Regions from separate parts of the Homo sapiens genome. Here regions 2, 3, 4, 5, 6 and 7 are each linked to region 1. A link is a contact called in ENCODE Hi-C or POLR2A ChIA-PET data. All regions are on one chromosome and are shown on one strand. The core of a region is the stretch at or near the end of the contact, and the rest is flanking DNA. Distances in the headings are between cores, read along the strand shown.

Region 1 (4,250 bases), core at 1,037-3,536:
AAAAAAAAAAAAAAAGAGAGAGAGAGAGAGAGACAGGGTCTTGCTATGTTTCCCAGGCTGGTCTCAATCTCCTGGGCTCAAGTGATCCTCCTGCCTCAGCCTCCCAAAGTGTTGGGACTACAGGCATGAGCTACTGTGGCTGGCCAATTGCAGACAGATGGAACTGTGGCCAGCCACTTCACCAGTGAAGTCCCAAACACCCCTCTGCAGGCATGATAAGCTAGGGTAGTTCTTATCTTTTCCTGATTCCTGTTCTCTGTGTGTTTAGTGGGGACCACAGCAGGCAGGGTGGGGTGTTGGTGGAATTTGGGATAAGTGGAGTCTGGGCAGGCCTGGAGCTCTCTGTCTGCCTTCTGGGCCCGTGTTGGCTGACCCTGTTGCCCCCTCTGCCCTGCTTTGGCTGAGCTGAATTATTTCTTGGTCCTTCCCTTCTGGGGGCTTCTCGCTTAACCTCCTTTGTTGTCCCTGATAAAGGGGCCTTGTTAGCCCGCACCTTCCCTCCTTCGTCACTTGACTTCTGCCTGCTCATTCTTTGTACCTTAGTTTTAGCGTCACCTCCTCCAGGAAGTCTTCTTTGATTTCTCCTCCTCCCTAGGTCTCCTCTAGGCTCCCACAGCTGCCTGTGTTCCCTGCATGACAGCTCTGCTTTATACTGGGCACAACTTTCCCTCTTTCTTCACTCATCTGCTCTGGCTCATCTTTTGAGTTTCAGCTTAAGTGTCACCTCCTCCAGGAAGCCTCCTCTGATTTCCTCTCCTCCCTAGGCCTCCTCTGGGCTTCTCCCAGCTGCCTTTGTGTCCTCTATCCCAGCTCCCATCACCCCTGGTCACACAATCCACCTCCTCCTTTGGACTTCGAGCTCCGTGTCGGTGGATAGTGTGGCTTTGCTGGGGTCCCGGCTGTGTCCCCAGCACCCACCACACGGCTGGCACACAGTAGGTGCTCAGTGACCCAGCAGCACACTCAGAAACTCCCTTTCTAGCCGGGCGCGGTAGCTCACGCCTGTAATTTACAGCTACTCAGGAGGCTGAGACACAGGAATTGCTTGAACCCAGGAGGTGGAGGTTGCGGTGAGCTGAGATCAAGCCACTGCACTCCAGCCTAGGTGACAGAGACTACATCTCAAAAACAAACAAACAAACAAACAAACAAACAGAATTCTCACATGCTGCTGGCAGGGAGAGTGCTTGATTCTTTATCATTATATCTGAGGAAACTGAGACTCTGAGAGGTGAAGCGACTTGCCCAAAGCCACACAGCTGGGAAATGGAGGAGTTGGGATTTGAGCCCAGGCTCTTAATCGGCACCAATGCCACTTCTCACTTGGGACAGAAAGGAAGCCCTGACTCCTTAGGCAGCTGTACGGAGCCTGGGATGATAACGTGCTGAGAGCCAGGGCTACTGTCTGCTGCACCCTGGGGCTCAGTCTCCCCATCTGTACAAAGGGACGTTCCTTAGGTACCTCCAGCCCTGAGACACTGGGTTTTAACTTTAAATTTCTGATGAACAACAAATACTTTTTTAGTATAAGTATGCCCCAAATATGAATAAAGATAAATATAAATACCTGCCACCGACCCCTGCACAAACCGCAGGTTCCAGACTACAAGTCCCACAACCCACTGCGGCCTCCCTTAGGAACTGACTATCATGACTTTCTATTTTTCATTCATTCATTCAAAAATGGTATAGGCCACCCGCCGTGCGCCAGGTCTTGTGCTAGATGCCGGGGATACATCATATGCACAAAACAGACAAAAGTTTTTGCCTTCGTGGAGTTTGACATCTACATCCTCGGGAGTTTTAAGTGATTTTTGTTTTTCTCAGCAATTTCTGCCAGGACGACTACAGTTCCCGTGACCCTTTGTGTGTTTGACGGGACTACAACTCCCAGAAGACCTAGCGCGCCAGGCAGGCACTTCCTTTTCTCTTTATCCCCAACTTCCTTCCAGGTCGCAAGGTCACGTCCTGTCCCCACCTTTCGCCCCTCACCCTAGCTCCCCCAACGCCAAAGACAAGGTTAAGAAAGTGATATCGCGAAATAGTTTTTTAAAGCATTTTATTGCATTTTATGACTTGGAGTTTATGTGAAACCTCAACGGTATTAGCCGAACAGCCTGCCGCACCTTCCGGGAGTTCCAGAGTGGGCCTACAACTCCCACAGGGCTCCGCGAGCGCCGGACGGACGGACTACAATTCCCGACAGGCAGCGCGGCTGGCGGGGCGGTTCGCCGCGGTGCCCACAGGACCTCAGGGCGAGTGCGGGCTGCCCCGCGCGGCGCCCGCAGGACCCCGGCGGCTACCCATGCCGAGGTGAGTCCGCGGGAGCCGCCGCCGCCGCCGTCCCGTCCCAGCTGCCGCCCCGCGCGGCCCCGCCGCCGGCCAGGATGCTGGAGGAAGCGGGCGAGGTGCTGGAGAACATGCTGAAGGCGTCTTGTCTGCCGCTCGGCTTCATCGTCTTCCTGCCCGCTGTGCTGCTGCTGGTGGCGCCGCCGCTGCCTGCCGCCGACGCCGCGCACGAGTTCACCGTGTACCGCATGCAGCAGTACGACCTGCAGGGCCAGCCCTACGGTGCGTGTCCCCGGCCCACCCTCGGGGCTCCCCGGGCTCCCCGGCCACGCCACTCCGGCCCGGCGATCCCCAGGCCGATCCCTAGCTCCGGCCTGGGCTGCCCGACCCATGCTCAGGCCCCAGGCGAGGCAGAGCCCTGCCGCCCTGGACCCCCGGGCGCCCTGGAATCCCTGCTCTCCTTGCCTAGCGCCCAGGGACCCCCCGCGCTCGCTCCCACAGCCCCCGGCCCCTGCCTAGGTCTCCCTGCCCCGGAACCCATGGCCGGGCCAAGCGTCCCGCGTCCCTGGAGCCCTAAGTCCCCTCTCTCCTGTCCCCAGCTGGGCCGGCGTCTGCCTGCCTTGCCGAGTTTCTCCCTCCTGGGCCCCCTCCGCCCCTTAGGCTTCCTGGTCCGGGCTCACTTGAGCAGACGCTCCCGTCCTGACCTCCAGCTCCCAGGGTCCTGTTCTGGAGACCATCTGGTTGGTCTCTGGATTCACTGGGTCACGTCCGTGTTCCCAGGCCTCTCGCCTTTAGCTGACTGCGTTTGGAGTTAAAGGTCCCTGCACTGATTTCTGCCAGGCTGAGCCACCCGACGCGGTGGTCCAGCATTCCCCACCCCCTCCCACGGCCCTGGGTGCCAAGTGCATTTTGTCCAGTGCCCAAATTCAACTCCCCTGAATTTTCTCGCTCTAGTCACCGGCCCCCACGTCAAGGGCACATTTGTCCCCAGACCCCTGACGCTCTCTGGTCCCAGTTCGTGAGTCATGTTTCAGAATCTGCTAGCCCAGCTTCCCTGGTCTCCTCCCACGTCCCCAGTTCAGTCCACTCGCCTGGGGTTCCCTTTGACCCCCTTTCTGTCCCGCCTTTGATGCATACCCACGCCCTCAGCTCAGCCTCCTCACACCCACTTCCCAGAACCCCACTTGTTCCATCTTTCCAGGATTTCCTCTTCCCTTTCCAAATTCGCACCCCCTTGCCCTTGCATTCTGCAAGTCTCCCACTCAACAGCCTCGCCCCCTCCCGTCGTGGCCCTGACCCCAGTGTCTAGACCATTCCACATCCCCTTGTCTTTGCCTGGCTATAGCTGTCCCTGACATTCCAGAACCTGGTCCCTGGTTTTTCTTCTTTTCAGCCTGGCCCCTCAGGTCCCTGGAAGTCAAGGCCTGGCCTTCCCTGTGAAGGAGTCCCGTCCGCTTGTTCTCCTGGCCCCCTTAGTTCCCAGCCCGGATTCTCTTGGATTGGTCCCTCTCGTCACATCTCAGGCTCAACCTGAGGCGCGGGGACCCCCAGCTTCTGCCAGCCCTTGGGGAGCCCATCTCTGGAGATGGAACCAGACTTTGGCCTCAGGTCCCATTTTGCCCCAGAGTTACGATTTTTTTACTTAGAGCCATTGTTGTCAACCGAGGGGACGCTGGGTGATGTCTGGGGACATCTGTGGTTGTCACGACCACGGGTGCTCCTGGCATGGAGTGGGTGGAGGCCAGGGACGCTGCTCAATTCCCTGTAGTGCCCAGGACGGCCCCACCCCAGAGAACGATCCGGCCCTAATGTCCACAGTGTCCAGGGGAAGCGCCCTGGGGCCACAGTGGTGGTGTATAAACCCAAGGCCCAGGCTCTGGAGGGTGGGAGTGGAAGGCCAGAGGCTCCTCATGCAGTGACCGCGTTTTCCGTGCTGCTTGGGATTTTCCCGGGGGAAGGGT
Region 2 (4,250 bases), core at 712-3,211, 950 kb before region 1:
ATGAGTATGGCCCTGTATATAAACAGGGTCTTTGCATATAAACTAGTCAAAATGAGGTTGTCGCCAGGTGCGGTGGCTCATGCCTATAATCCCAGCGCTTTGAGAGGCCAAGGTGGGAGGATTGCTTGAGCTCAGGAGTTCGAGACCAGCCTGGGTGACATGGCAAAATCCCCATCTCTACAAAAACAAAAATTAGCCAGGTGTGGTGGTGGGGCCTTGTAGGCCCAGCCACTCCGGAGTCAGAAGTGGGAGGACTGCTTGAGCCAAGGGGGTTGAGGCTGCAGTGAGCTGTGATCACGCCACTGCACTCCAGCCTCGGAAACAAAAGATCCTGTCTCAAAAATAAAGAGGGCCGGGTACGGTGGCTCAAGACCGTAATCCCAGCACTTTGGGAGGCCGAGGTGGGAGGATCACCTGAGGTCAGGAGTTCGAGAGCAGCCTGGCCAATATGGCGAAACCCCGTCTCTACTAAAAATACAAAAATTAGCTGGGCATGGTGGCGCGTGCCTGTAGTACCAGCTACTCGGGAGGCTGAGGCAGGAGAATCACTTGAACCCGAGAGGGGGAAGTTACAGGGAGCCGAGATTGCACCACTGCACTCCAGCCTGGGCGACATACCAAGACCCTGTCTCAAAAAATAAGCAAATAAAATAATAAAGTGAAGTAAAAAGGGGTTGTCAGGGTGGGCCCTAAATTCTGCTTGGCGTCTGTGTAGAAGGGGAAATGTGGGCACAGACGTGATGCAAGGAGGACAAGGTGACGCTTCCACAAGCCAAGGAACCTGGAGGATACTGGCCACCACTAGGAACTGGGAGATTCCCCTCGGCCTCAGAAGGATTCGGCCCCACCCACACCTTCATCTAGGATTTCTGGCCTCCAGAACTGTAGAGAATGTTTCTGATATTTAAGCCACCTGGCCTGTGGAATTTTGACAGCCACTCTGGGCAAACTAGCAGGGACTCCATCTTTCCCCGCAGAAGGGAATCTCTTAAGACCCAGGAGAACACCCCCCTCTCACTCCTCCTACCCCCACCTGGGATTTCCAGCCCGGGGCCATATAACAATGCTAGACCCATGCTACTCTTGGCAGCTGGGGAAACGCTTTGGGTGGGGCTGGCCCACCTGCCCTGTAAGTACAGCCTGGGCCCACAGGGAACAAAGAGCAGAGTCTGGGAGGGACCCAAGCTTAAGTGGACTCGGCAGGTGGGAAGGGTGGTGCCCGCCAGGAGAACTTGACCTTGAGCTGCCCGTGGACAATGCACTCTTGTGTTTGAGGAGGGTGGCGCCAGGCTGGGGACACAGAGGAGACCTTGGGCGCCCGGGGAGGGGAAAGTGCGGCGCTGCGGGTGCCCCGGGCTGCGGGAAGCGCCGCTGGCTTCCCTAGCCCCACTCACTGATGGAGAAGGTGCCGGGCTCTTCCCGGACGACTCTGCAGCGCTCCAGCAGCAGGGCTCCGACGGGCTGGAGGAGACACGGGCGCCGGGACGGGGCAGTGAGCACCCGGCCTCCGAGGGGCCCAGCCTGGGACCCGCCCGCGCGCCCGGGACGCCCCTACCTCGGCCTCGTCTGTCCGAAAGTAGAAGAGGAAATTCACCACCAGCTTCACCAGCCGCCGCTTCAGCACTGCGGGCACAGCGCGCACTCAGGGGCGCAGGCAGCCCCCGCCCGGACCCCGGCCTCCCGTCCCCGGCGCCCCGACCCGGACTCCGGCCTCCGGCACCCCCGCCCAGACCCCGGCCCCGGCCTCCCGCCCCTGGCACTGTCTCGGTCTCCCGGGTCCCGCTCACCGCTGCCCTTCTTGGGGCCCCTCATGCCCAGCTCGGCCGCCATCTCGGCCGGCTGCCGGGACAGAGCCTGCAGCTCCTTCTCGTTGTACCGCATGGCTCCGCGGGGAACGGGAACCCGGGCCGCGCCCTCCCGGCCGCCGTCCCCGCTCAGGCTGGGGCCGGCGCCAAAAATGTCTCAGGGCGCAGACACGGAAGCACCCCCAGGGCTAGTGCGCCTGCGCACCTTGGGCCAGCCATGCCGCCCGCCTCCGCTGCGTGGCGCTGGCGACCCGTGGCTGCTGGCGTGGGCGGGGTACCGGTTGGTAGGAGAGACGGACCGTTGTTACATAACCATTAAACTGAAATAAACCGGACCAAGGTGGAACAGAATCAAGGCACCCCAGCGATGGCTGGCACCCCTTTCTAGAGCGGCCAGGCGCAGGCGGAGGGAGCGATAACGTCGCCCGGAGAGTGTCAGCCGCTCCCTCGCGAAAGTTGGCCCCGTGCGGCCGCAGCGGACCGAGGGTTCGTTGAGAGCGTTGTGCGCACGCGCAGTTTGCCTTCCAGGCCGCGCTTTCAGCCTCTCCCCCTCCAGCCTTTTCCTTCGCGCCTCGGGACCCTCTGACTCACGCCGCTGGGCGGGCCAGGCATGCGCACACCAGAGGGCCCGTCTCATTTGCCCCGGAAGTGCTTTCTTTGCCCGCCGTTCGCCAAACGAAGTCGTGGAGGTGGCGAAACGAGGAGGAGATAACGCGGCCTTGGGCTCTGGTGAGGAGTAGAGGCGGTTGAGGGCGGCGGCCGACGCGGACCGGGGGTTCCCTGGGGGACAGCGGACGTAGGAGAGAGGCGCTTGCGACAGGCCGCGGGCCGAGGGTGGGGCGGCGGCGTCGCTCCCCTCCCTCCTCCCGTGAGCGTCCGGCCTTGTGCATCCTGAGGCCCCGCGCTGGGCGGGCCTGGAGGGTCGGGCCCGCCAGGAACTCTATTTCCAAACTCCTGTTGGGAGGCCGCGCGCGGGGCCTCACGCCTGTAATCTCACTGCTCAGGGAGGCCTTGGCGGGAGGATCGCTTGAGGCCAGGAGTTCGAGACCAGCCTGGACAACACACCGAGACCCCCATCTCTACAAAAAATTTTAAAAAATTAGCCAGGAGTGGTGGTTGTACCTGTAGGCCCAGCTACTCGAGAGGATCGCTTGAGCTCGGAATGTCGAGGCTGCAGTGAGCCATGATCCCACCACTGCACTCCAGCCTGGGCAACATAGCGAGACCCCATCACTGCAAAAAAAAAAAAAAAAAAAATTAGCCGGGCGTGGTTGGTGACGCGCGCCTGTAGTCCCAGCTACTCTGGAGGCTGAAGCGGGAAGATCGCTTGAGTCCAGGAGGTCGAGGCTGCAGTGAGTTGTGATTGTGCCGTTGCACTCCAGCCTGGACAACAGAGCAAGACCCTGTTTGACAAAATAAAAAAGAAACAACCAAGATTCGTTGGGGTCGAATCGGGATCGCGGCTGAAATGGTTTCGGCCGCCTTCCTTGTAGCCGAGAACGCTTCTGTATGCTCATCTATACCTGTTAGTTGACTGGGGCTCTGTGATGTAATTCCTGTGAGCCTCAGTTCCCTTAAAATGGGAGTGACGGCTTCAACATCATGCCAAAGGCGACCAGAACACGTTAGCTGGCCCCATTTTGCAGGTGCACCCCGCTGTGACCGTTGTTCTTGTGTATCCTTGGACGACACCAAACAGCCAGGCGGAGCTCTGGAAAATAGGTTGTTGGCTAGGTTAAGGAGAGAACGGTGTTGCCACGAAAAACTAATTCCTTCTCAATGGTCTAGTCCCAGGTCCCAGAGGCCACTTTTCCTCAATTCTTAAGCTCATTTCCCCTGGTCGTCATCGGTTTTTTGTTTGTTTTGAGACAGGGTCTTGCTCTGTCACCCAGGCTGGAGTGAGTGCAGTGGTGCAATCACAGCTTACTCCAGCCTCAAACTCCCATGCTCAAGCCATCCTCCTGCCTCAACCTCTCGAGTAGCTGGGATCACAGGTGCTCACCACCATGTCCGGCGAATTTTTGTATTTTTTGTAGAGACGAGGTTTCGCCATGTTGCCCAGGCTGGTCTCGAACTCCTGACCAGGTGATCCACCTGCCACGGCCTCCCAAAGTGGTAGGATTACAGGCATGAGCCACTGCACCCGGCTAATTTTTGTATTTTTTGTAGAGATGGGGTTTTACCAGGTTGGCCAGGCTGTCCCCTGATCTTTACCTTAGTAAGTAACAGATTTCTTCATGGATTTATCAATTTGTAGACATCATCTGCTGATTTCTTGTCACGGCTGTTGAGATCTTCTCCCTCCCATCCACCCACTGCACCTTCACCTTCCATATCCTGAATGAGTTTATGTCATGAGCATAGTTGGTCATTGGTTGTGTTTTCTAAATAAGATGCAAAATATTGTTGGCTGCTAAAACAAGTAATATGTTCAGCTAGGCTTTT
Region 3 (4,250 bases), core at 1,200-3,699, 920 kb before region 1:
AGCGAGACTCCGTCTCAAAAAACAAAAAAACAAAAAAAAAAGCAATCCACACCCTGAGTGGGGAAGGAGAGAGGAGAAGCATCCCAGGAGCTGGGGCCCTCCTGGTTCATACCATTTGCCCAGGATGCCCCACCCCAGAGAACAATCCAAGCCCAATGTCCACGGGTCCGAGGGAGGAGACCCTGAGTTAATTATTTGAAACAGAGTCTGTTCTCTGCTCACACCAGACACCAGAATAAACTCCTTTTTTTTGAGATGGAGTCTCGCTCTGTAGCCCAGGCTGGAGTGTAGTGGTGCAATCTTGGCTCACTGCAACCTCCACCTCCCGGGTGCCAGTTCAAGCAATTCTCCTGCCTCAGCCCCCTGAGTAGCTGGGATTACAGGCACGCGCCACCATGCCCAGCTAATTTTTGTATTTTTAGTAGAGACGGGGTTTCACCATGTTGGCCAGACTGGTCTTGCACTCCTGACCTCGTGATCCACCCGCCTCGGCCTCCCAAAGTGCTGGGATTACAGGCGTGAGCCACCGTGCCCAGCCTCAGGATAAACTCCTAATGGGGCAAACGGTATAAACCAGGAGGCCCCCAGCTCCTGGGATGCTTCTCCTCTCTCCTTCCCCACTCAGGGTGTGGATTGCTTTTTTTTTGTTTTTTTTGTGACAGAGTCTCGCTCTGTCACCAGGCTGGAGTGCAGCGGCGCCATCTCAGCTCACTGCAACCTCTGCCTCAAGGTGTGGATTTCAACGTGCGCAGTCTCCTGGGACCTCAGCAGGGCAGAGGATCATGGGATGCAGAGTCTCTTGGGGGGGTCCGTGGAATCCCCTAACTCGGGAGTCTCACCCAGGGTGATTCTGCCCCCGCCAAGGGACACTGGGTGATGTCTGCGGATACTTGTGGTTGTCACAACTGGGGGTGCTCAAGGCATGGAGTGGGTGGAGGCCAGGGACGCTGCTCAGCGCCCTGCAGTGCCCAGGGCGGCCCCAAATGTCAACCGCAGGAGTTAATTTCTGCCTCAACACCTGAATAGCGAATGCTCGTAGCAGAGATGCAACAACAGCCTTCTGGTGCAGTACGAAATCTCGAAAGACAGGCAGGCGCGGTGGCTCACGCCTGTTAATCCCCAAACTTTGGGAGGTCGAGGCAGGCGGATCACCTGAGGTCAGGAGTTCCAGACCAGCCTTGCCAACATGGTGAAACCCCATCTCTACTAAAAATACAAAAATTAGCCGGGCGTGGTGGCGGGCACCTGTAATCCCAGCTCCTCAGGAGGCTGAAGCAGGAGAATCGCTTGAACCTGGGAGGCGGAGGTTGCAGCGAGCCGAGATTGCGCCACTGCACTCCAGCCTGGGTGACAGCCAGGCCCGGTCGCAAACAAAACAAAATTAAAACCATGAAAGGAATCAGGATTTGCCAGGAGTAGCATTTTTGCTTGGTAAGAACAAAATTTTGTTTATACATGAAATAAAAAATATTTTATTAAACCTCACTGCAAAGTGGCAACTTTTTGCTAAATTCATAATTTAGTCTACACACAAGCTATGTACCCGTATGTGACTGCCAAGAGTTATATCTTTGCTTATTAAAAGCAAAGTGCAGTTCATACCTGAGATTTTTTTTCTGGATTTAACCAGGAGGGGAAATATTTTTGCTAGGTAAGTCCACATTTTACCTCACAGGCGAAACAGTTTACCGAACTTGACCACCAAAGAAATCGTTTTTTCCTTGGGAGATCCACATTTTAGTTCATACATGAGATGTGTTTCTGAATTTTAACTGCCAGGAGTAGTGTTTTTCCTTAGGGTAAGTTTCAGTTTCCACAGGAAAAATCTGAATTTATCTGCAAGGAGTAAAATTTTTGCTTAAGTCCAAATTGTACACGAAATATTTTACTAAATTTGAATATCTTTAACATTGGAAGTTCTTTTTTTTTAAACACTGGAAGCATTTTAAGAACTGCAAGACCAAATTTAAAAAAATAAAACCAGTAATATCATCGATGATTACCAGGTGTTACTGGAAATAATTCTGGCGCGGTTGGACAACCCCCCAAGCACCCGGGGGCCTACCCAGGGGAGGGGTCCCGCTGCGTGAAGGGACCCTAGGGAGGGCGACGTGGACCACGACAGACAAACGGGCACTCGAAGACCCCCGAAAATCGGCCCCAGCGAGCCGCCCCCGCCCCCAAGGCACGATTGTGGGGGCGGGGACGGCTCGGGGCGCGCGCAGCGCGTACCCGGCGCCACGGCAGCCCCGCCCCCAGAAGGACGCGCGCAGGAGGGGGCGTGGCCCGAGGCTCACCAACCAATCTCCAGAGAGCCTCTTCCTTTCCCTTTCCCTTTCACCAATCAGGCGCTGGGAGGGGCGGGCGCGACTTTTTTTCCCGGCGGCCCCGCGGCTCTGCCCCTCGTGCGGTCGCGTTCCCGGCGGCGCGGGGGGCGTGGCCTGGGCGCAGCATCTATAAAGGCGGGCGGCGGCAGAGGCGCCATTTTGCGAACGGCGAGCAGCGGCGGCGGCGCGGAGAGACGCAGCGGAGGTTTTCCTGGTTTCGGACCCCAGCGGCCGGATGGTGAAATCCTCCCTGCAGCGGATCCTCAATAGCCACTGCTTCGCCAGAGAGAAGGAAGGGGATAAACCCAGCGCCACCATCCACGCCAGCCGCACCATGCCGCTCCTAAGCCTGCACAGCCGCGGCGGCAGCAGCAGTGAGAGGTAAGTGCCCCGCCCCCGTCCGAAGCTTCCAGAAGCGCCGGCCGCGCAGGCCTGCGGGGGGCCGTCCTCGGGGCGCCAGATAGGTCCCCGGCGCGCGAGATCCGCCCCTTTGTCAAGGCCAGAATCGCGCCGGGGACGAGGTAGGCGCAGGGCGGGCCTGGAGGTCCCCCCCGGCCTTAGCAGTGCTCTCGGGGGAGTCGGGTTTGGGGGGCAAGGGTGCGGAGTTGGATTTGGGGGGCACCGTCCGGGGCGCCTGATTTGCGGGAGGGGCATGGGTCGGAGGTCGGATTTGGGCGCAGGACGGGGAGTCGGGGGAGGCGTGTGTCTTTTGCGGGGTTCGCGGGATGGGACTCGGCTTCGGAGGAGGGGAGAGGCTTCTGGTCGAGGGTTGGATTTGCGGGGCGCAGACTGGGAATTCGGTTTGGAGGAAGGGTGTGCGGTCGGGTCGGATTTGGGAGGCGCAGGATGGGGCAATCTGGTTGGGGGCGGGGTCGGCCTTGGGGGGCTGGTCCGCGGACAGGCAGGGCCCGCGGGGCTGGTGAATCTGCACTTTTCGGTCCCGGCCGTCGAGCGTGCGCTGCGGGAGCGGGGAGCGCTTTGCGGTGGACGAGCTCCCGCGGGTCCCTGTTGCCTCGATGTGGCCCCTGCACGCGACGGACCTCGTGGGCCCCGTTTTTCGCCCCTGAGCGAGTCGGTCTGGATGGCCCGGGACGCGCCGGGCGAGGCCGCGCACGTAGACGGCACCCAGGGCTTCTCCGCGGGGGCCGCCGGGGAGCTGGGGGTGGCGCACTCCGACAGCCCGGCAGCGCCCTGGGAAGACCCCCGCCGCTTCCCGGGAAGACGCGTCCCGCTTCCGGGGGCGCGGGTGCCAGCTGCGGTTGTGGGGGAGCCCGCGGGGTCTCGGTCGAGCTTTCCCGACTGCGTCCCCCGAGGTGGGCGTCGCTCAGCCCCGGATCGGGAGGTTGGGCCGCGGTGCTGGCGGTGCCGCGGTTTGGGGGCCGTGCAAAATGGAGGCAACTTTGGGGCCTGTTTACCCTGCGCAGCAAATGGCTGCTGGCGCTGCCGGCTGCGCGATTGTGAAAATCTCCCCCGGGGCGCGAGGCCGCGTCTGCCTGGATGACGCAACCGGGAGGGCCCGGGCCTGGAGCGGGGGCGGGGGGGCGGGCGGCCGGGAGCCGGAGCGGGGCGCGTCCTCCATGAGGTCAGGCTAGGCCCGCCCGGTCTTCGCGGGGACAAGCAAGAGTCCCAGATTTTGGCCGTAGTGCAGGGTGGAAAGGGGAAGCCGCGACAGAACTGAAAAGGGGAAGCGCTGGCTGTCTTGGTGGCCGGGGGGTGAGGCTCTGCCCCGGCGGGGCTGCGTGAGGGGAAGGGGCCCCCCGCCCTGGGAAGGTTGGGCTGTCCTGGGCGGCGCCGCCCGAGGAGTCGGGGCTCAGTGACTGCTGCCCTTGTAGGTGCTTGGGGCAGGCGTTGGAGCTGCCTTCGGGAAGCCTCGGGGGTGTGGGACCGGGTGGGCCCCTGCCTGGGCGGGGCGGGGTCTTTTGG
Region 4 (4,250 bases), core at 594-3,093, 860 kb before region 1:
TTAAGGCGTGAGCCCCCGCACCCGGCCCCAAACCCTTTCTGAAAGATGATTCTCCCACTGGCCCGAATAACTGAATATGGACAAATGTCAGCTCAGCCTGCAGCACTGTAGGGGCAGACCACCACGGTGGAACAGAGTCCCGAGCTGGCAGCGTCCGGGAGCTGCAAGTGTCCCTAGCCAACACTGGCCAGAACGGGGACCCTGGCCCTGCAAAGGTAAGGCACTGAGCTCTGTCAATAACCAGTGGGCTCAGAAGAAGACCCCAAGATGATGGACCCCAAAAAACAACCCTCAGTTACAACCTCCTGAGAGCCCTTGAGGCTGTGGTACCCTGGCTCCTGACTCACAGATCCTGTGAGATAATAAAATGGTGCTGTTTCAGCTGCTAAATGGGTGATTTGCTATGAAGGGCAGAAAACAAAGGGAAGCAGTGTGACCAGCAAGAGCGGCCGCTCACTCATGTCCTTCCATGTCCGGAGTCAGCATGGTGTAGACTGAGAAAACATTTTATTCATATTCCTTTTTCTTTTTGTTTTGAGACGGAGTCTTGCCCTATCGCCAGGCTGGAGTGCGGTGGCACAATCTCGCCTCTGGGGTTCAAGCAATTCTCCTGCCTCAGCCCCCCGAGTAGCTGGGACTACAAGCGTGCGCCACCATGCCCAGCTAACTTTTTGTATTTTAGTAGAGACAGGGTTTCACCACGTAGGCCAGGATGGTCTTGATCTCCTGACCTCCTGATCTGCCTGCCTCGGCCTCCCAAAGTGTCAAGATTAAAGGCATGAGCCACTGTGCCTGGCCTCCTTTTTCTCTTTTGAGACTGGGCCTTGCTCTGTGGCCCAGGCTGGAGTGCAGTGGTGCGGTCATAGCTCACTGCAGCCTCAAACCCTAGGGTGAAGCCACCCTCCTGCTTCAGACTCCCAAATTGCTGGGATTACACACGTGAGCCGCCCCGTCCGGCTGGGGCACTGTGATTTTTAATAACTCTCATGCCACCCAGTTGTCTACAATCCAGGGACAAAGAGGTTTGGGTCCCCGTCTTACAAAAAAAAGAAACCAAAGATCCAAGAGGCTATTGAATAAGTGACGTGTTGTCTGACTGCTTACTTCCTGCTGAGAGCTGCCTCAATTACATTACATGCCTGTAACCATTCATTCTCACCACCCCCTGTGAAGTGGGTGGAGTTACCAGCCCCATTTGACAAATGAGGAAACGGAGGCTAGGAGAAGGCAGCTCACTTGCCCAGTCAAAAATGCTAGGCTGGGCATGGTGGCTCATGCCTGAAATCCCAGCAATTTAGGGGGCTGAGGCAGGCAGATCGCTTGAGGCCAGGAGTTTGAGACCATCCTGGCCAACATGGCCTCTCTACTAAAAATACAAATATTAGCCGGGCGTGGTGGTACACATTAATTCCAGCTACTCGGGAGGCTGAGGCACAAGAATCACTTGAACCTGGGAGGCGGAGGTTGCAGTGAGCTGAGATCGCACCACTGCACTCCAGCCCGGGTGACAGAGCGAGACTGCGTCTCAAAAAAAATAATGAAAATAAATAAAAGAGGTGCTTCCGCATGCGTCCTCATCATCTCTGTTGCTGGGTTTATTTGAAATTTTTAAAGAGGGGGTACCGACAGCGGGAGCCTCCTCACCTTCGCGGCCTCCCTGGAACTTTACCCGGATCGTCTTGTCGATGTACTTGGACAAGTCCAAGATGCTCTCCTTTTTCTTCTTCTCCTTATCCTGCGGGGAAAGCAGAGCGCATGAGACCTGGAGCGCGGCCCGAGCTCCACGCCCCCCGGCTCCAGATTCCGCCGCGCGCTCACCGCCATCTTGTCGCGCCGTGTGGCTCTTCGCAGGCACCGCCCCGCGCCCTTTGACCTCCCCCACGCGCATGCGCGGCGCATGCGTGGCCCGGGGTCTCGGGGCGTTGCTGGGAAACATCTGCCGTTGGTTGCGGCGGGCACCGGCCGACATGGCGGCAGCGGTGGCGGCTGCGCTGGCGCGGCTTTTGGCGGCCTTTCTGCTCCTCGCGGCCCAGGTGAGCGCGGCACCGGTCCCGACGGCACCGCGGGCTGCGGCCCTTCGGCCTCTCTGTCCCCGGGCTACGCGCAGGAACGACCCCGCTCGGCCCGTCTTGGGGGTCCAGCCTCGGGGATCCGCCGTCCCCGCGTTGTCGGCCGGCGGTGCCGGGGCTCGGCCGTGACCTTGCGGGTCTGTCCCCGGCTCCTCTCCTTTCCCCGCCTCGGAGGCCCTCCGCCGCTGCAGCGCCACTCACTTCCCACCGGGTCTGAAATTTGTGCCCCCTCCATCCTCCGGTTCTGCTTCTCCGTTTCGGGGTCTCCAGTTGCCGCCGGGGACGCCTCTCTCCGGCTCTGTGGCCTTGAGCAGGCGGCTGCCCACCCCTCTCCGAGCCTCAGTTTCCCCTTAGGCGGAACGGGCACGGTGCTAAGCTAACCTCACCCTAGGGGGTGCGGTGGGGGAACCCAGAGGCGTCCCGCGCGTCCCCCAGTAACTGGCAGCATCCTGGAGCGGCCAGGAGTCCAGCCCTGCACTGGGGTCGGATCCCCGCTCCATCTTTTACTCCGTGACCTTGGACGATGGAATTCGTGTGCAGAAGGAGGACCGACTATGGTGTGGATTCTGGAGGTTCTGTCCAGGGTGACCAGCGCCCAGGGCCAACAGGCCTTCATTATGTTCATTGTGTGTCATTTGATGTAAAGAGTGTCAGGTTCTAGTGGGGACAGTCTACGAGATCGCACTGTCATAACTGCATCTTTTATTTTCTTAATTCCAAATCTTCCCTCTCTCCTGAGTTCGGTGGCTCAGGCAATGGAACCTGGAGCAGCCCCACAAATGCAGCCCTTAACCTTCACTACCCCCTCAGAGTTCTCACTCTTAAGGCGTCGCCGCCACCTGGCTCCTCAGTCTCCACTCCTCCAGCCCCACCGCTATCCCTCTGCTGTGGCTGCCTTTGTCCACCACATCCCCAGTCCATCCTCGACACAGCAGGGGTGACCCTTTCAAAGTATGTCAGACCGTGTCGCATCCAGATGAGTGCGCCGTCCAGTTGTGACCTGGCTGCTGGGGAAGCCTGCAGCTCATTGCAGTCGCTTCACTCTCTAGTCTTTTCTCTTACCCTGAGATGCCCCTGGTCTCTGCAAGGCTGTCGGGCCCCCTCGGAAGCTTTCTGAGAACCCCAGTCCTACCCCCAGCTGCTCTGTCAGCCCCCTTTGGACTCCCCCCATTCTGCAGCCAGGCACCTAGAGCTCCCCAGACATTTGGAAGGAGGGGGAAAGCCAGAGGTGGAAGAAAGATCACAGAACTCTGTGGAGAGAGGGACTCAGTTTGCCTGGGAAGGCTTTTCCGAAGCAGATCTATTTTTTTTTTTTGAGACGGAGTCTCGCTCTGTCGCCCAGGCTGGAGTGCAGTGGCATGATCTAGGCTCACTGCAACCTCTGCCTCCCGGTTCAAGCAATTCTCCCACCTCAGCCTCCCGAATAGCTGGGATTACAGGTGCATGCCACCACTCCTGGCTAAATTTTTTTTTTTTTTTTTTTAGTAGAGACGAGGTTTCACCATGTTGGTCAGGCTGGTCTCGAACTTCAGACCTCAGGTGATCCACCTGCTTCGGCCACCCAAAGTGCTGGGATGACAGGCGTGAGCCACCGTGCCCGGCCCCGAGGCAGGTGTTCTGAATGATGAGTAGGAGTTTGCCGGGTCGGCAGGAGGGGAAGGGTGTTGGAAGCACCAGAAGCAGCATAAGCGGGGGCTGGGAGGTGTGAGAGCTGGCAGGTTATTTGGGGTTGGCAAGGGGTGGGCTGTGGCTGGAGTGTAGGGTGGAATAATGCTGGAAGGAAGGGTTTACACCCTGAAAGATGTCACCACCAAGGAGGCCCGGGGGGTGGGCCGTGGAGGGTTGCTGGAGCAGGGGCACAGAGGAGGGGGCAGTGGTGCGAGTGGCCCCAGGCAGAGAGTGAAGGCAGAGCATTCAGCCTCCTAGTCTGGATGACAGGTTGTCTGGTGGAAGCCAGGCCGTGGAAGGCGCTTGGTGCTGGGGTGCGTGGACTTTAACCTGGGCGGGCTGAGGAGTGTGAGCTTTATCCGGAGGGTGGGGAGTCAAAGGATGTGTCAGAGGGACGTGAGAGAGCAGGTGTTCCTGCCCCTTCCAGAACCCTGGTTGTAAATACACCCTGAGACGCCTGTCCCTGGAGGGGGGCAGTGCTTCGCGGCAGTGGAAATTTGAGTCCGATTGCCC
Region 5 (4,250 bases), core at 1,022-3,521, 820 kb after region 1:
CCGGGTGTGGTGGCGGGCACCTGTAATTCCAGCTACTCAGGAGGCTGAGGCAGGAGAATCGCTTGAACCTGGAAGGCAGAGGTTGCAGTGAGCCGAGATTGCGCCATTGCATTCCAGCCTAGGCGACAAATGTGAGACTCCTCCTGGAAAGAAAGGGAGAGAGAGAGAGAGAGAGAGAGAGAAAGAAAGAGAGAAAATAAAATAAAAGAGAAAATGGGCTGATAGGGCTCCCTCCTGGTTTTCCCAAAGGTCAGATAACAACTTAGCTTCGTCATTGTGACTTAGAATCTGAGTGTGACTAGCTGCATTTTGTTTATTCCTGTGTCTTGGTGCCTAGCACAAGAGTTTAGTCTAAAACAACCGCCTCCTATAATTTTGTCGCCCAGGCTGGAGTGTAGTGGCATGATCAAAGCTCACTGCAGCCTCCAACTCCTGGGCTCAAGCGATCCTCCTGCCTCAGCCTCCTAAGTAGCTGGGACCACAGGCGCACACTCCTACGTCTGGCTCTTTACTTAAAATTTTGGTATTTCAGGCCGGGTGCGGTGGCTAACACCCATGATCCCAGCACTTTGCGAGGCCGAGGCCGGTGGATCACCTGAGGTCAGGAGTTCATAGACCAACCTGACCAACACAGTGAAACTCCATCTCTACTAAAAATACAAAAATCAGCTGAGCGTGGTGGTGCCCACCTGTAGTCCCAGCTACTCGGGAGGCTGAGGCAGGAGAATCACTTGAACCCGGGAGGCAGAGGATGCACTGAGCCGAAATTGCGCCACTGCACTCCAGCCTGGCGCCACTGCACTCCAGCCTGGTGACAAAGCAAGACTCCGTCTAAAAAAAAAAAAATTAGCTGGGTATGGTGGTGCATACCTGTAATCCCAGCTACTCGGGAGGCTGAGGCAGGGGAATCGCTTGAACCCAGGAGGCAGAGGTTGCAGTGAGTGGAGATCGCTCCATTGCACTCCAGCCTGGGCAACACAGCAAGGCTCTCAAAAAAAAAAAAAAAAAAGGCTGGGCATGATGGCTCATGCCTGTAATCCTAGTACTTTGGGAGGTTGAAGCGGGCAGATCACTTGAGGTCAGGGGTTGCAGAAAAGCCTGGCCAAAAAAAAAATTAGCTGGGCGTGGTGGCAGTCGCCTGTAATCCCACCTACTTGGGAGGCTGAGGCAGGAGAATCCCTTGAACCCGGGAGATGGAGGTTGCAGTGAGCTGAGATCGCGCCATTGCACTCCAGCCTGGGCAACAAGAGTAAAACTCCGTCTCGAAAATAAATAAATAAATAACAATTTGGTATTTCATCCATCATGGACTCTTTTGCACTGATTTTTTTATGTTTAAAGTGTTGGACTAGCCAGGTGTGGTGACTCGCGCCTGTAATCCCAGCACTGTGGGAGGCCCAGACAGAAGGATCATTTAAGCCCAGACATTCGAGACCACCCTGGATAACATAATGAGATCCTCGTCTCTACAAAAATAAAAATAAAAAATAAATTGCACTAAAATACTTGATTATTGAAGTTTGAAATCCACTTCTACGGGCACGAAGCCACTTAGCTCCAAAGCCAAGGAGCGCTTTGGAGAAGAGGTCCCAACTGGTGCAGATCCAAGGTTTCCCATGGGTGGGGAGGCAGGATGGGGGGGGCGCCTGCAAAGAGGTGAGGGCTGTACGATCTCCAAGGAATTTGGGAGCAGGGGTCCCGCTTTTCTCCGCCGGGCGCCCCCAGCCAGCTGGTTGCCGAGCCCACGCCCCATCTGCACACCAGGACCCGGATGTGCAGCGCGCGGGGTGTCTGGGCCCGTGGAGCCTGCACCGCGCTGCGCTGCAAGGCGCCTCACTGTACGCACTGGCGGCCGTTGCGGCGGAGCAACCATCCCCTGCCCGACGCCGCCGGGAGTCTGGAGACGCACCTGGCGGCCGCCGCGCGCAGGAAGCCACGGCACCTAGCTGCATTGTTGTCGCTGCCACCGCCCCCTCTCGCCTTCCCTCCCTAGAGGAAACCGAGCACCCGTCCCCACCTGCGCAGGGCTAGTACCACTTTAAGGAGTCAGGCGCCGCCGGGGTAGGCGTGGTCGCCGCGAGCGGGGGGGGGGGCGCTGGTGTAGGACGGACCTGATTGGCCGGAGGCCCGGGCGGTGGCCGCGCGCGCCTGCGCAGGAGGCAGCAGCGCGCACCGGCGGCGGGAGGAGCGCGCGCGGGTGCTAATTGGCCCGGGCGGCGGCCCCGCCCGCGAGTGGTGAGCGGTCACGTGACGCGACGGCTGGGGGCTCCCGGCGCGGGGGACGCTGGTGACCAAGATGGCGGCGGAGCTGGTGGAGGCCAAAGTGAGTGAGCGGTGGCGGCGCCGGCCGGGGCAAGTGGGCGAGAGGGCGGGGGCCGGGCCGCAGGTCGAGGTCTGCGCCTTCTGTCCGGGGCCCCACAGCGCGGCCGGCCCGCGGCTCGCCGTCCCGGCCCCCAGACCCCGACCCCCGGTCTCAGGGTGAGGGCGGGGGGCGGGGAGGCCGGGGGCGGGGCCCTCCTGCCTCACCCAGGTCTTCGCGCCGGGGGTCGCTCCCCCGGCTTCAGGCAGGGTCCCCCCACCCAGCCCGAGCCCTTAGGGTCCCGGTCCCTGAGCGCCAGGCCAGGGCCGCGCCTCCCGGTTGAGGCACCGTCCCGCCGGGATGCGGGACGTGTTGAGCTACTCGTTGCCCTCTTGGTTCCGAGCCGGGGTCCTTGCTTTTTGGCTGGTGTGTTGGGGGGAGTGTCTGCGCCTCCCCGCCCACAGGGCTCCCAGGACTGCTATCTGGGTCTCGTCCCCGCCCAACAGGCCAGGCTGGGGTTTGCGAGTCTCCTGCTCGGAAGGGTCCCCCGAGTCCTGGATAGTGTCCTGCCACCGTCCAGGTGGAGGAGTCAGGGCCCTGAGACCACCCCCAAGACACGGCACGTCCTCTTGGGGTCTGGAGTTCAGGCTCGGTCTTGAGCCCCTCTTCAGCTCCTGCATTGGTCCCAGAACCCCGCCCCCTTCCCGACACCGTCTCTCACACGCCGGAGTGGGCGCTTGGGGGAAGGCTGGGCCCTCCCTTTCCCTCCCCATAGGATGGAGTTCGGACCACTCTTCTTGGTCACAGACCTTCTTTATTCTCCTTTTTTTAATCTTAAATCCTGGACTGTGCTTTGGTCCTACCTCGTTCCTCTCGGGACAGAATCTGAGGCTACTGATTCTGCTTCAGGGGGCTCTAAACCTCACCTGTGCAGCATCAGATACTGTCCTCAAACCTTGGCTGCTTCTCCTATTTTCTGCTCTTGAGCGAGTCTACTTCTTAGGTCAGACACCCACCCTCCCCCTACACAGCCCCCAGAACTTTTATGCACCCCAACTTTGGTTTCTAAGGTCCCCTCTCTTTCTGCCTATTCTCTTTTGTTGATCTCTGGAGGGTCCCCACTGGGTCCAAGGCTGGCCTCTTTAGAACAACTGTTGCTGCTGCTCTATTATACTTTGGGTCCTGTCCAGGTCCCATGTCCCATAGATACCATCTCCTAGCTTGGAACCACTTTTAATCATCCTGGGATTGAGCTCAGAGTATCCCCATTCCAGGGGATGTACCTTCTTGTAGGTGCCTACCTAGAGCTGAGGGTCTAAAACCCTTAGAAGTGCCCGCAAGGCCACGGCTTCCGGGGAGGTTAGGGGACCTCTCCCTCCCCCATCCCCTTTCACATCTTCCCTCCCCACGGTCCTGACCTGTACGTATCTTCTTCTCGGTCCTCTCACATTACCCCCTGGGATCTGAAAACACAGCACTCAGGGCTCTGTGATTATAGCATATACCTCTCTTCGCCTCCCAACCCTACACCCCTGCGCACACTTCTGCTCCTCTCTAGAGTTTTGAAAAGTGGAGACTCGCCCTGGAGATGTGGAGGCCTGAACTCTGTAAACCCAAAGTGGCAGGCTCTGGGCTTGAAGTGTCCTGGAGTCCTGAAATGTAACCTCCCGTTTCGGGGCTTGGAGCTGTGACCCTGGACCCCAACCCCCACCCTGGCTGAGGGCAGGGTCTGCACTCTTTTGTACCATCCAGGCCTTGAAATATGATCTGATGAACTTTCCTTAACCCTCTGGTGGCTGGGCCCCCCCCCACCCCAATTAAATCAAGTTGACCCTTCTTTCAGGTTCTCTAAACCGTGAGCCTCCATTCAAGGGGGCCTGGACCCTGGGGAACCTTCTTTCTCCTTGAGTCTGTTGCTACCTCTCCAAGTACCTTAAATGTCATTGAAACA
Region 6 (4,250 bases), core at 845-3,344, 790 kb after region 1:
AAGCATGTTAAACAATTGACCGAGGTTTGGGCCCAGCTGGGAGACACGCCCCTCCCTCCCCCCACTTTAAACATCCAAGAGCTGGGCAAAAAAACTAAAGTGCCTCCCACAAAAGAGGATTAACACAGGGAGATTTTTTTTTTTTTAAATAAATGGGGTTTCACTCTGTTGCCCAGGCTACAGTGCAGTGGCACGATCATAGCTCACTGCAGCCTCCTCCAACTCCTGGGCTCAAGCCATCCTCCCGTCTCAGCTTCCCTAGTAGCTGGGACTACAGGCATGAGCTACCACACCTGGTTAATTTTTTTTCATTTTTATTTTTTGTAGGGATGGAGTCTTGCTATGTTGCCCAGGCAGAAGACACATCTTTTAATAACAAAAGCAGCTGGCATCTGTTGCTCTGGTGCCCCATGCCAGGCACGGTCTTGGCTGCTGTAACGGCTCAATTACTTTTCTCCCCACAGGAAACACACAGAGGATTCCCAAGCAGGAATTCACAGCCGGGGCTGTCTGACTCCACGGCCCAAATTCGTTCCCCCACCGCATGATACTGACTCATTCCTTCTCAGCATACAGGATAAAGAACAGGAAAGGAGAGCTGCTGTTCAGAAAACCCCACAGCGCCTCTCTCCTATCCCTGGAGCCCAGCCGTGCGGGCAGACAGCTCACCTGCCCAGCTCCTCCCCCATCTCATAATGGTCCTCCACGTCCTCCTGCCTGAACGTGGACATGGCGGCCGGTCCGCCTTCCAGCAGCTTCCACTCCAGGGAAAGTGCAGTCACCGCAGCCTGGAGATAGGACCTCAGGAGTCCCCTAATGGCAACCCTGGAGAAGACAGGGAAAGACAGAAGTGAGGAACTGAGACACCACCCTTTTCTCCTAGATTAATGGACAGACCTGTCCAGCAAACACAAGCCTCCCACCTCTCCACTCTGAAGCTCCAAACTCGACAAAAAGAGGTGCTGTGTTTACTGGGCTGGGTCCTGTCATGTCACCTCTTAGAGCCCCATAACCACTCAAAAGTTTGGTAACAGCCCCACTGGGCCACCTTCACCCCGCAAAACTCTCTCCAGACACATAATTCTGATTTCCCCGACGCTGCCTGCGTCTTTTTTTGCCTCTCACTCCTAGACTTCTCTCAACCTGCTCAGCCAAAATCCCCCACCATTCCTGCACGTTCTCCTCAACCTCAAATCCCAGGGCTACCTTACTCCCTGGCCAATGTCTTAACGAAGTTCTCAAGTCTACTTCTTTTGTTGTTGGTGTTGTTGTTTTTTGAGAAGGAGTCTCGCTCTGTCGCCCTGGCTGGAGTGCAGTGGTGCAATCATGGCTCACTGCAGCCTGGAACTCCAAGGCTCAAGCGATCGTCCCAGGCCTCCCAAAGTGCTGCCATTCCGATCAAAATTCCCAAGTTACTACCTTAACCCCTCCTGGTCCTTGCCCTCGGCAGGTCTCTTAAGACCCTCATCGATGGAACACCCCCGCCCACCCCCAACCATCTCTGACTCCCTCCAATTCTGAATTTTCCAAGAACCGGACGACGCCTTCCACGCTCCTGAAAGCCCACTTTGCCTCCCTCCCCCGCTGACCTCCACTGTCCTCGCAAGATTAACCTCTTCCTCCACGCTCCATGTATCAAAGTCCCCCAACCGCCGTCTCCCCTACCCCCCAAAACGGGCCGCCAAAAAGGGCCCCATCTGAGTCTCCTCCACCGTCCTCTGCCCCTTCTCGCCCGCAATCTCCGCACAAGCCCCTAGGCAGACCCCAGTGGCTCCCTTTGCAGAACCTCCCCCCGCCCCCAAGGCCTTGCCCATCCCTAAGGCTCCGCTCCAGCATCCCTGGGGCCGCTACGCCCCTCGCACGCCCGGCCGAGCCCTTTCCCCGGCCCGGTCACCCAGATGGGTCCCCAAACCTACCAGCTCCTCAGATTCTCTCCCTCCCTCGTCCTCCGCGGGCCCCCGAAGCGCCGCTCTGGCCCCACCCAGCCCTCCAGCCTCGGCCCGAGCCCGCTCTTTACCCTCCGCAGCCCGGAGAATACGGCCGGCGCCGCCGCGCTGGCCACCGCCGCCGCCTCCAGAAGCCCCGCGCCCCTGCCGCCGCGACGCGCCTGCGCCGACGTCACCGCACCCGCCAGTGCCCACCCCCGGGAAACGAACCCCGCCGCCTATTGGCCGGTGCGCCCGCCGCTCGTGCCGCACCTCGACGTCCCGCCCCCAGCTGCCTTTTCGGCACCCACACCCGGATGCAGCCTCACCACTGGCTGAACACTCGCCATCCCTGATTTCATTGGCTGCAGTCGACGCTGGTCAAGCGGACGGAAAAAAGGCCGACTTCCGGTCCCTTCATCGCCCCGCCCGCCTCTCCTCTGACCCAGGTGCTGAAGCTGCGAGAAGTGAGGCTGAAGCCCTGCATCCCGCTTCCTGCCTTCCTGGAGCACCGGTTGGGCGAATGGATGGCTCACCTGTGGCCGAGCGCGCCTGGCAGCTCCTGGAGTGGACCCTGGGACTGCTTTAGTCCCTATGTGGCAGTTTCCTCCACTGAAAACTGTTACCCACATTCTAAATACTTAAAATGCAAATGAGGTCAATCTGGGGTTGTCATACACAGGGTCCCTCTTCGTCTCAAAATAGAGGGTAACAGCAAGCATTTTATTGAGACATAGTATGTGCCAACTGACAACACTGGGAGGTATCAGGTTTGTTTTTTTTTTAATTTTATTTTTTGAGACAGGGTCTCACTCTGTCACCCAGGCAGGAGTGCAGCGGCGGTATCCAGCTCACTGCAACCTCCACCTCCCGGGTTCAAACGATTCTCGTGCCTCAGCCTCCCAAGTAGCTGGGATTACAGGTGCCCATCACCACGCCCGGCTAATTTTTGTATTTTTAGTAGAGACGGGGTTTCACCATGTTGCCCAGGCTGGTCTCGAACTCCTAAGCTCAGGTGATCCGGCACCTCAGCTTTCCAAAGTGCTGAGATTACAGGCGTGAGCCATTGCGCCCGGCCTAAATTCATTTTTTATTATTATTTTGAGACGGAGTCTCGCTCTGTCACCCAGGCTGGAGTACACTGGCACAATCTCGGCTCACTGCAAGCTCCACCTCCCAGGTTCACGCCATTCTCCTGCCTCAGCCTCCCGAATAGCTGGGACTACAGGCGCCCGTCACCACGCCCAGCTAATTTTTTGTATTTATTAGTAGAGACAGGGTTTCACCGTGTTAGCCAGGATGGTCTCGATCTCCTGACCTCCTGATCCGCCCGCCTCGGCCTCCCAAAGTGCAGGAATTACAGGCATGAGCCACCTTGCCCAGCCTTTTTTTTTTTTTTTTTTTTTTTTTGAGACAGTCTCCTTCTATCGTCCAGGCTGGAACGCAGTGGTGAGATCTGGGCTCACTGCAATCTCTGCCTCCTGGGTTCAAGCGATTCTCCTGCCTCAGCCTCCCGAGTAGCTGGGACTACAGGTGCACGCCACCACTCCCAGCTGATTTTTGTATTTTTAGTAGACGCAGGGTTTCACCATGTTGGCCAGGATGGTCTCAATATCTGTGATCCGCCGGCCTCGGCCTCTCAAAGTGCTGCGATTACAGACGTGAGCCACAAGCCGGCCTTTATATTTTTTATTTACATTTTCAACGTACAATGGGTTGGCCAGGTGTGGTGGCTCACGCCCGTAATCCCAACAGCTTGGGCAGCCAAGGCGGGCAGGTCACTTGAAGTAGGAGTTCAAGACCAGCCTGCTCAACATGGTGAAACCCTGTCTCTACTAAAAATACAAAAGTTAGCCAGGCCTGGTGGCACATGCCTGTAATCCCAGCTACTCGGGAGGCTAGCGCAGGAGAATTGCTTGAACCCAGGAGGTGGAGGTTGCAGCGAGCCGAGATCATGCCACTATACTACAGCCTGGGTGACGGAGGGAGACTCCATCTCAAAGAAAAAAAAGTGGCAGGGCATGGTGGCTAACGCCTGTAATTCCAGCATTTTGGGAGGCCACGGTGGGCAGATCACGAAGTCAGGACATCAAGACCATCCTGGCTAACACGGTGAAACCCTGTCTCTACTAATAAATACAAAAAATTAGCCGGGCATGGTGGCGGGTGCCTGTAGTCCCGGCTACTCGGGAGGCTGAGGCAGGAGAATGGCGTGAACCCGGGAGGCGGAGCTTGCAGTGAGCCAAGATTGAGCCACTGCACTCCAGCCTGGGTGACAGAGCAAAGACTGTCTCAAAAAAAAAAAAAAATTCAGCTTCCACATAC
Region 7 (4,250 bases), core at 1,135-3,634, 570 kb before region 1:
CTAATTTTTGTATTTTCAGTGGAGACGGGGTTTCGCCATGTTGTCCAGGCTGGTCTCGAACTCCTGACCTCAAATGATCCACCCGCCTCGGCCTCCCAAAGTGCTGGGATTACAGACGTGAGCCACCGTGCCCAGCCTGTTCTATTTTTTTTTTAATAAACAATTTTATTTGGAGTAATTTTAGATTTACAGGAAAGTTGCAAAGAGAGAGTCCCCGCCCACGCCTCACCAGCTTCCTCTTCAGGGGCCACCCTGTGTAACCACAGGGCATTGCTCACAGCTGGGGAACGCTGGCACCTTCCTAGTAACCAAATGCCACAGCGATTCAGCTTCCCTCAGTTTTCCCCTCACGACCTTTCCTGCCCCATTGTGACCCCATCCAGGAGCCCATGTGGCATCTGACCGTCCCATCTCCGTGGGTTCCTCTGGGCTCTCAGTTTCTTGGTCTTTCTTTGGTATTTCCATGAACTTTTTTGTTTGTCTCTTTAAGAAAACGGTTACTATCCATGAAAAACAAACAAACAAAAAATGTCATTCTGGCTACCCTGAGAGCTTATAATTGCTATTTTAAAATGAATGAATACCTATTTGATTGACATTTTCTCAGTTTTGATTTCAAATTCAACAAATATCCGTAAGTAGAAGGCATATAAACAAAAGCTCCTTGGAATAATCGTCAGGACCAGAGAGTTTGAGAACCTTTGTCCTAAGCCAGGGGTTAGCTAACTACGGCCCCTGGACCACATCTAGCTGACTGTGTGTTTTTGTAAATAAAGTTTTATTGGCACACGGCCACACCCACTTGTTGACATATTGCTTGTGGTGGCTTTCCCGCTACAATGGCAGGCAGAGACTGTCCAGCCTGCAAAGGCTAAAACATTTGCCATCTGGATCTCTGCAGAAAAGTTTGCTACCCCAGGCCTCGCACATAGTAAGTTCATAGCAAGTATTTGTTTATAGTAAGGCTGAGCCCTAATCAGGGTGAAGGGCAAGGTCAGACATCGGAGGACCACTGAAATGTCCATTCTGTCCCACCTGGTACAGCAAACGCCACCATGGAGCAGGACTCAGCCATGAAAAGGAACAAGGCTCTGATGCCGGCCACAGTGTGGATGGACCTTGAGGACATCACACTCTATGAAAGGAGCCAGAGACAGAGGGCCACGCAGTGTGTGATCCCATTTCTACGAAATGTCCAGGACAGGCCCATCCATGGGGACAGGGAGGGGATGCGTGTGTGGCAGGGCTGCCGGGGGGAGATGGGGAGTGACTGCTCATGGGGGACAGGGCTTCTTTTGGGGGTGATAGGATGTTCCGGAATTAGATAAAGGAGATGGTTGCACAACTCTGTGAATGTAAAAACCGCTGAGCTGCACATTTTTAAAGGGTGAGTTTTACGCTGTGTCAGTTATATCTCAATAAAGCTAATCCTAGCATTTTGGGAGGACGAGGGGGGGGCGCGGATCACCTGAGGTCGGGAGTTCAAGACCAGCCTGACCAACATAAAGAAACCCCGTCTCTACTAAAAATACAAAATTAGCCAGGCATGGTGGTGCGCGCCTGTATTCGCAGCTACTTGGGAGGCTGAGGCAGGAGAATTGCTTGAACCCGGGAGGTAGAGGTTGCAGGTTGCAGTGAGCCGAGATCGCGCCATAGCACTCCAGCCTGGGCAACAAGAGCAAAACTCTGTCTCAAAAACAGAAAAGAAAAGAGGAGAGGGGAGGGGAGGGGAGGGGAGGGGAGGGGAGGGGAGAGGAGAGGACCCTGTAGAATGAAAGAAAGGCAGATCCCCCTGCACCCTGGCTACAGGCCGTCGTCCCGACCCCTCTCTCTGCAGGCAGGTCACTGCCCCCCTCACAAACCTCTGTCCTGATCCCCCAACCCACACACCAGAGCTGGGCCCATGCACCGGGAAACCTGCCACCCCAGGGGCCACTCCAGTCTCAGACCAACAGGATATTAAAAAAGGCGAAACCTCAGAACCGTTTCCTATCGAAACCAATTAGAAAGCTCTTGGGTATGAGTCCAATGTTTTCAAGCAACTAAAGGCAAAAGAGAAGATTTTCAACGAAACATCCCAGCTGGGGGTGAGCTTCTTAGGGTCCTGTCATCGGCCACCCTAGAGGGACCTAGGGGTGAGCTTATGCCGTCAGCACCCCCAGCCAACGTGGGTCGGCCAGTTAGCTGGGCGTGGTGTTGTGCGCCTGTAATCCCAGCTACTTGGGAGGTTGAGGCAGGAGAATTGCTTGAACCCGGGAAGTGGAGGTTGCAGTGAGCCGAAATCGTGCCATTGCACTCTGGCTCCGGGCAACAGAGCAAGACAGCTCTGTGCAGAGAACAGACTCCTGCGGTGGAAATGCTGGCTGCCTTTGAGGCTGGGTTCTGTGACCTTGGGTTTCCCAGCCTGAGCTTCCAGTTTCATTTATAAAAGGGGTGACGTGGCCGCCTTCCTGCAGGCGCTCTGAAGGTGGCAGATTACACAGAGGTGGTACGACTCATACAGGTTTCTGCAAACGGGGGCCCCATCAACAGTCACCTTTCCTTAGCACAGCGCCTTCCTCCTGGGGTGACCTCGCCCCTTCCTGCACACCCCAGGAGCTTCCTGAGACCTGAGTAAAGCTCACTTCCCTTGCAAGGGGTTTAGTGACGTCCCTTCAAAATTCTTGTCCACGGGGAACCTCGGAAAATGACTGTTACGGACTAATTGCATTTGCTTAAAACTTATGTTGAAGCTGGATGTGGTGGTCCACACCTGTGGTCCCAGCTACTCGGGAAGCTGAGGCGGGAGGATTGCTTGAGCCCTAGGATTTCAGGGCTGCAGTGAGCTATGATGCTGCCACTGCACTCCAGCCTGTGCAACACAGCAGCAAGACTCCAGACACAAAAAATTAATTAAAGAAAAATGGCTGGGCACAGTGGCTCACTCCTGTAATCCCAGCACTTTGGGAGGCCGAGGTGGGCAGATCACCTGAGATAAGGAGTTCGAGACCAGCCTGACCAACATGGACAAACCTCATCTCTACTAAAAACACAAAGTTAGCCGGGCGTGTTGGTGCGCGCCTGTAATCCCAGCTACTCGGGAGGCTGAGGCAGGAGAATTGCTTGAACCTGGGAGGCAGAGGTTGCAGTGAGCCAAGATGGCACCACTGCACTCCAGCCTGGGTGACAGAGCAAGACCTCATCTAAAACAAACAAACAAACAAACAAACAAAAACAAAGAAGGAGACACAGAGAGACAGCAGAAAACAGAAGCAGAGACTGGAGCAATTCGACGGTAAGCACAAGCCAGGTTTGCCAGAGCCCCCAGAAGCCAGAGGACGCGGAAGGATCCTCTCCTGTAGCGCCCAGGGGAGCACAGCTCTGCAGACAGCTTGGTTTAGTACTTCTGCCCTCCAGAACCGTGAGAGGACACACGTCTGCGGATTGATACTTCCGGGTCTGTGGTCACCTGTTATGGCAGCCACAAGAGGCTCGTCTGCCCCTTTTCTCTCCCCTTCCTTCATGCTGATCACCACGGAGGAGTGAGTTCGATTCCCTCTGCCTGCCCAAAACCCTCATCAACTTTTTTTTTTTTTCTCTCTCTTTTGAGACGGAGTCTTGCTCTGTCACCCAGGCTGGAGTGCAGTGGCGAGATCTCGGCTCACTGCAAGCTCTGCCTCCCGGGTTCACGCCATTCTCCTGCCTCAGCCTCCTGAGTAGCTGGGACTACAGGCGCCCGCCACCACACCCGGCTAATTTTTTGTATTTTCAGTAGAGACGGGGTTTCACCATGTTAGCCAGGATGGTCTCGATCTCCTGACCTTGTGATCCGCCTGTGTCGGCCTCCCAAAGTGCTGGGATTACAGGCATGAGCCACCGCGCCCGGCTCCTGGTGGTTTTTAAGCTTGCAAAGGGTGCGGGATAAGCCCTGCAGAAGTCAATGGTCAGTAATGAGGGCTGGGGATTCAGCCCATCTCCAGGGAAAGCCCCCGAAACTGGCAACACCAGCTGCTTCCGGGAAGGGGAACCCAATGCGAGCAACGCGGCAGAGAGGGGGCTTCCGGGAAGGGGAACCCAACGCGAGCAACGCGGCAGAGAGGGGGGCTTCCGGGAAGGGGAACCCAACGCGAGCAACGCGGCAGAGAGGGGGGCTTCCGGGAAGGGGAACCCAACGCGAGCAACGCGGCAGATAGGGGGCTTCCGGGAAGGGGAACCCAATGCGAGCAACGCGGCAGAGAGGGAGGCTTCCGGGATGGGGAACCCAATGCGAG

Evidence for each region. Hi-C counts contacts between places; a loop is a spot of excess contacts on that map. ChIA-PET counts read pairs that join two places held with the same protein, here RNA polymerase II (POLR2A). Pooled maps may share reads with other maps.
Region 2: a loop to region 1 is called in a pooled map, with 16 times the contacts of the local background. The contact joins the promoter of PLEKHJ1 here to the promoter of NCLN in region 1. A Hi-C loop is called at or near these places in 8 of 50 pooled maps. POLR2A ChIA-PET finds 5 or more read pairs at or near these places in 3 of 52 experiments (CD4-positive, alpha-beta T cell, Panc1 and naive thymus-derived CD8-positive, alpha-beta T cell).
Region 3: a pooled map shows a loop between it and region 1 (6-fold over the local background). The contact joins the promoter of OAZ1 here to the promoter of NCLN in region 1. A Hi-C loop is called at or near these places in 5 of 50 pooled maps. POLR2A ChIA-PET finds 5 or more read pairs at or near these places in 2 of 52 experiments (activated B cell and activated naive CD8-positive, alpha-beta T cell).
Region 4: a map of CD8-positive, alpha-beta T cell shows a loop between it and region 1 (9-fold over the local background). The contact joins the promoter of LSM7 here to the promoter of NCLN in region 1. A Hi-C loop is called at or near these places in 1 of 168 maps with a recorded cell type or tissue (CD8-positive, alpha-beta T cell), 1 of 37 single-sample maps with no recorded cell type and 5 of 50 pooled maps.
Region 5: a loop to region 1 is called in a map of tibial artery, with 11 times the contacts of the local background. The contact joins the promoter of PIAS4 here to the promoter of NCLN in region 1. A Hi-C loop is called at or near these places in 1 of 168 maps with a recorded cell type or tissue (tibial artery), 1 of 37 single-sample maps with no recorded cell type and 7 of 50 pooled maps.
Region 6: a loop to region 1 is called in a pooled map, with 7 times the contacts of the local background. The contact joins the promoter of DAPK3 here to the promoter of NCLN in region 1. A Hi-C loop is called at or near these places in 2 of 37 single-sample maps with no recorded cell type and 7 of 50 pooled maps. POLR2A ChIA-PET finds 5 or more read pairs at or near these places in 1 of 52 experiments (H1).
Region 7: a loop to region 1 is called in a pooled map, with 5 times the contacts of the local background. The contact joins the enhancer-like site here to the promoter of NCLN in region 1. A Hi-C loop is called at or near these places in 1 of 37 single-sample maps with no recorded cell type and 4 of 50 pooled maps. POLR2A ChIA-PET finds 5 or more read pairs at or near these places in 4 of 52 experiments (activated naive CD4-positive, alpha-beta T cell, activated naive CD8-positive, alpha-beta T cell, naive thymus-derived CD4-positive, alpha-beta T cell and 1 more).

What each region holds. Positions count from the first base shown.
Region 1 is chr19:3,183,644-3,187,893 of GRCh38, forward strand. It overlaps NCLN (nicalin), which reads left to right and starts at 2,287. Exons shown (of 15, transcript NM_020170.4): 1 at 2,287-2,571. The coding sequence starts at 2,388. RefSeq lists enhancers at 1,365-2,247, 1,554-1,693 and a silencer at 2,204-2,773.
Region 2 is chr19:2,234,368-2,238,617 of GRCh38, forward strand. It overlaps PLEKHJ1 (pleckstrin homology domain containing J1), which reads right to left and starts at 1,962. Exons shown (of 6, transcript NM_018049.3): 1 at 1,788-1,962; 2 at 1,556-1,623; 3 at 1,395-1,461. The coding sequence starts at 1,881. It overlaps SF3A2 (splicing factor 3a subunit 2), which reads left to right and starts at 2,457. Exons shown (of 9, transcript NM_007165.5): 1 at 2,457-2,534. MIR6789 (microRNA 6789) reads right to left here and starts at 1,559; the gene lies at 1,462-1,559. RefSeq lists enhancers at 187-766, 769-1,377, 1,986-2,594, 2,173-2,222 and silencers at 1,403-2,032, 2,643-2,742.
Region 3 is chr19:2,267,037-2,271,286 of GRCh38, forward strand. It overlaps OAZ1 (ornithine decarboxylase antizyme 1), which reads left to right and starts at 2,450. Exons shown (of 5, transcript NM_004152.3): 1 at 2,450-2,708. The coding sequence starts at 2,563. LOC105372240 (a long non-coding RNA gene) reads right to left here and starts at 2,217. Exons shown (of 2, transcript XR_936242.3): 1 at 2,066-2,217; 2 at 1,457-1,836. RefSeq lists silencers at 2,017-2,506, 3,472-3,531, 3,742-3,941, 3,952-4,250 and an enhancer at 2,149-2,763.
Region 4 is chr19:2,326,743-2,330,992 of GRCh38, forward strand. It overlaps LSM7 (LSM7 homolog, U6 small nuclear RNA and mRNA degradation associated), which reads right to left and starts at 1,844. Exons shown (of 4, transcript NM_016199.3): 1 at 1,819-1,844; 2 at 1,645-1,735. The coding sequence starts at 1,824. It overlaps SPPL2B (signal peptide peptidase like 2B), which reads left to right and starts at 1,942. Exons shown (of 15, transcript NM_152988.3): 1 at 1,942-2,033. The coding sequence starts at 1,968. RefSeq lists silencers at 849-948, 1,969-2,228 and enhancers at 1,219-1,278, 1,559-2,213, 1,649-1,698, 1,709-1,758.
Region 5 is chr19:4,005,465-4,009,714 of GRCh38, forward strand. PIAS4 (protein inhibitor of activated STAT 4) reads left to right here and starts at 2,272. Exons shown (of 11, transcript NM_015897.4): 1 at 2,272-2,323. The coding sequence starts at 2,297. RefSeq lists enhancers at 1,298-2,189, 1,706-1,835, 2,190-3,080 and silencers at 2,036-2,335, 2,366-2,425.
Region 6 is chr19:3,969,005-3,973,254 of GRCh38, forward strand. DAPK3 (death associated protein kinase 3) reads right to left here and starts at 2,095. Exons shown (of 9, transcript NM_001348.3): 1 at 1,917-2,095; 2 at 670-825. The coding sequence starts at 731. RefSeq lists enhancers at 517-1,146, 1,147-1,778 and silencers at 667-961, 1,950-2,079.
Region 7 is chr19:2,618,512-2,622,761 of GRCh38, forward strand. All of the region lies in intron 2 of GNG7 (G protein subunit gamma 7), which reads right to left. Among named protein-coding and RNA genes, the nearest start is that of MIR7850, 10 kb to the right of the region's middle. RefSeq lists enhancers at 660-954, 2,287-2,586, 3,466-3,665. Within about 2 kb of position 2,385, at least 25 of the 41 ENCODE cell types and tissues checked have a DNase peak (open chromatin) inside an H3K27ac peak, as active enhancers do.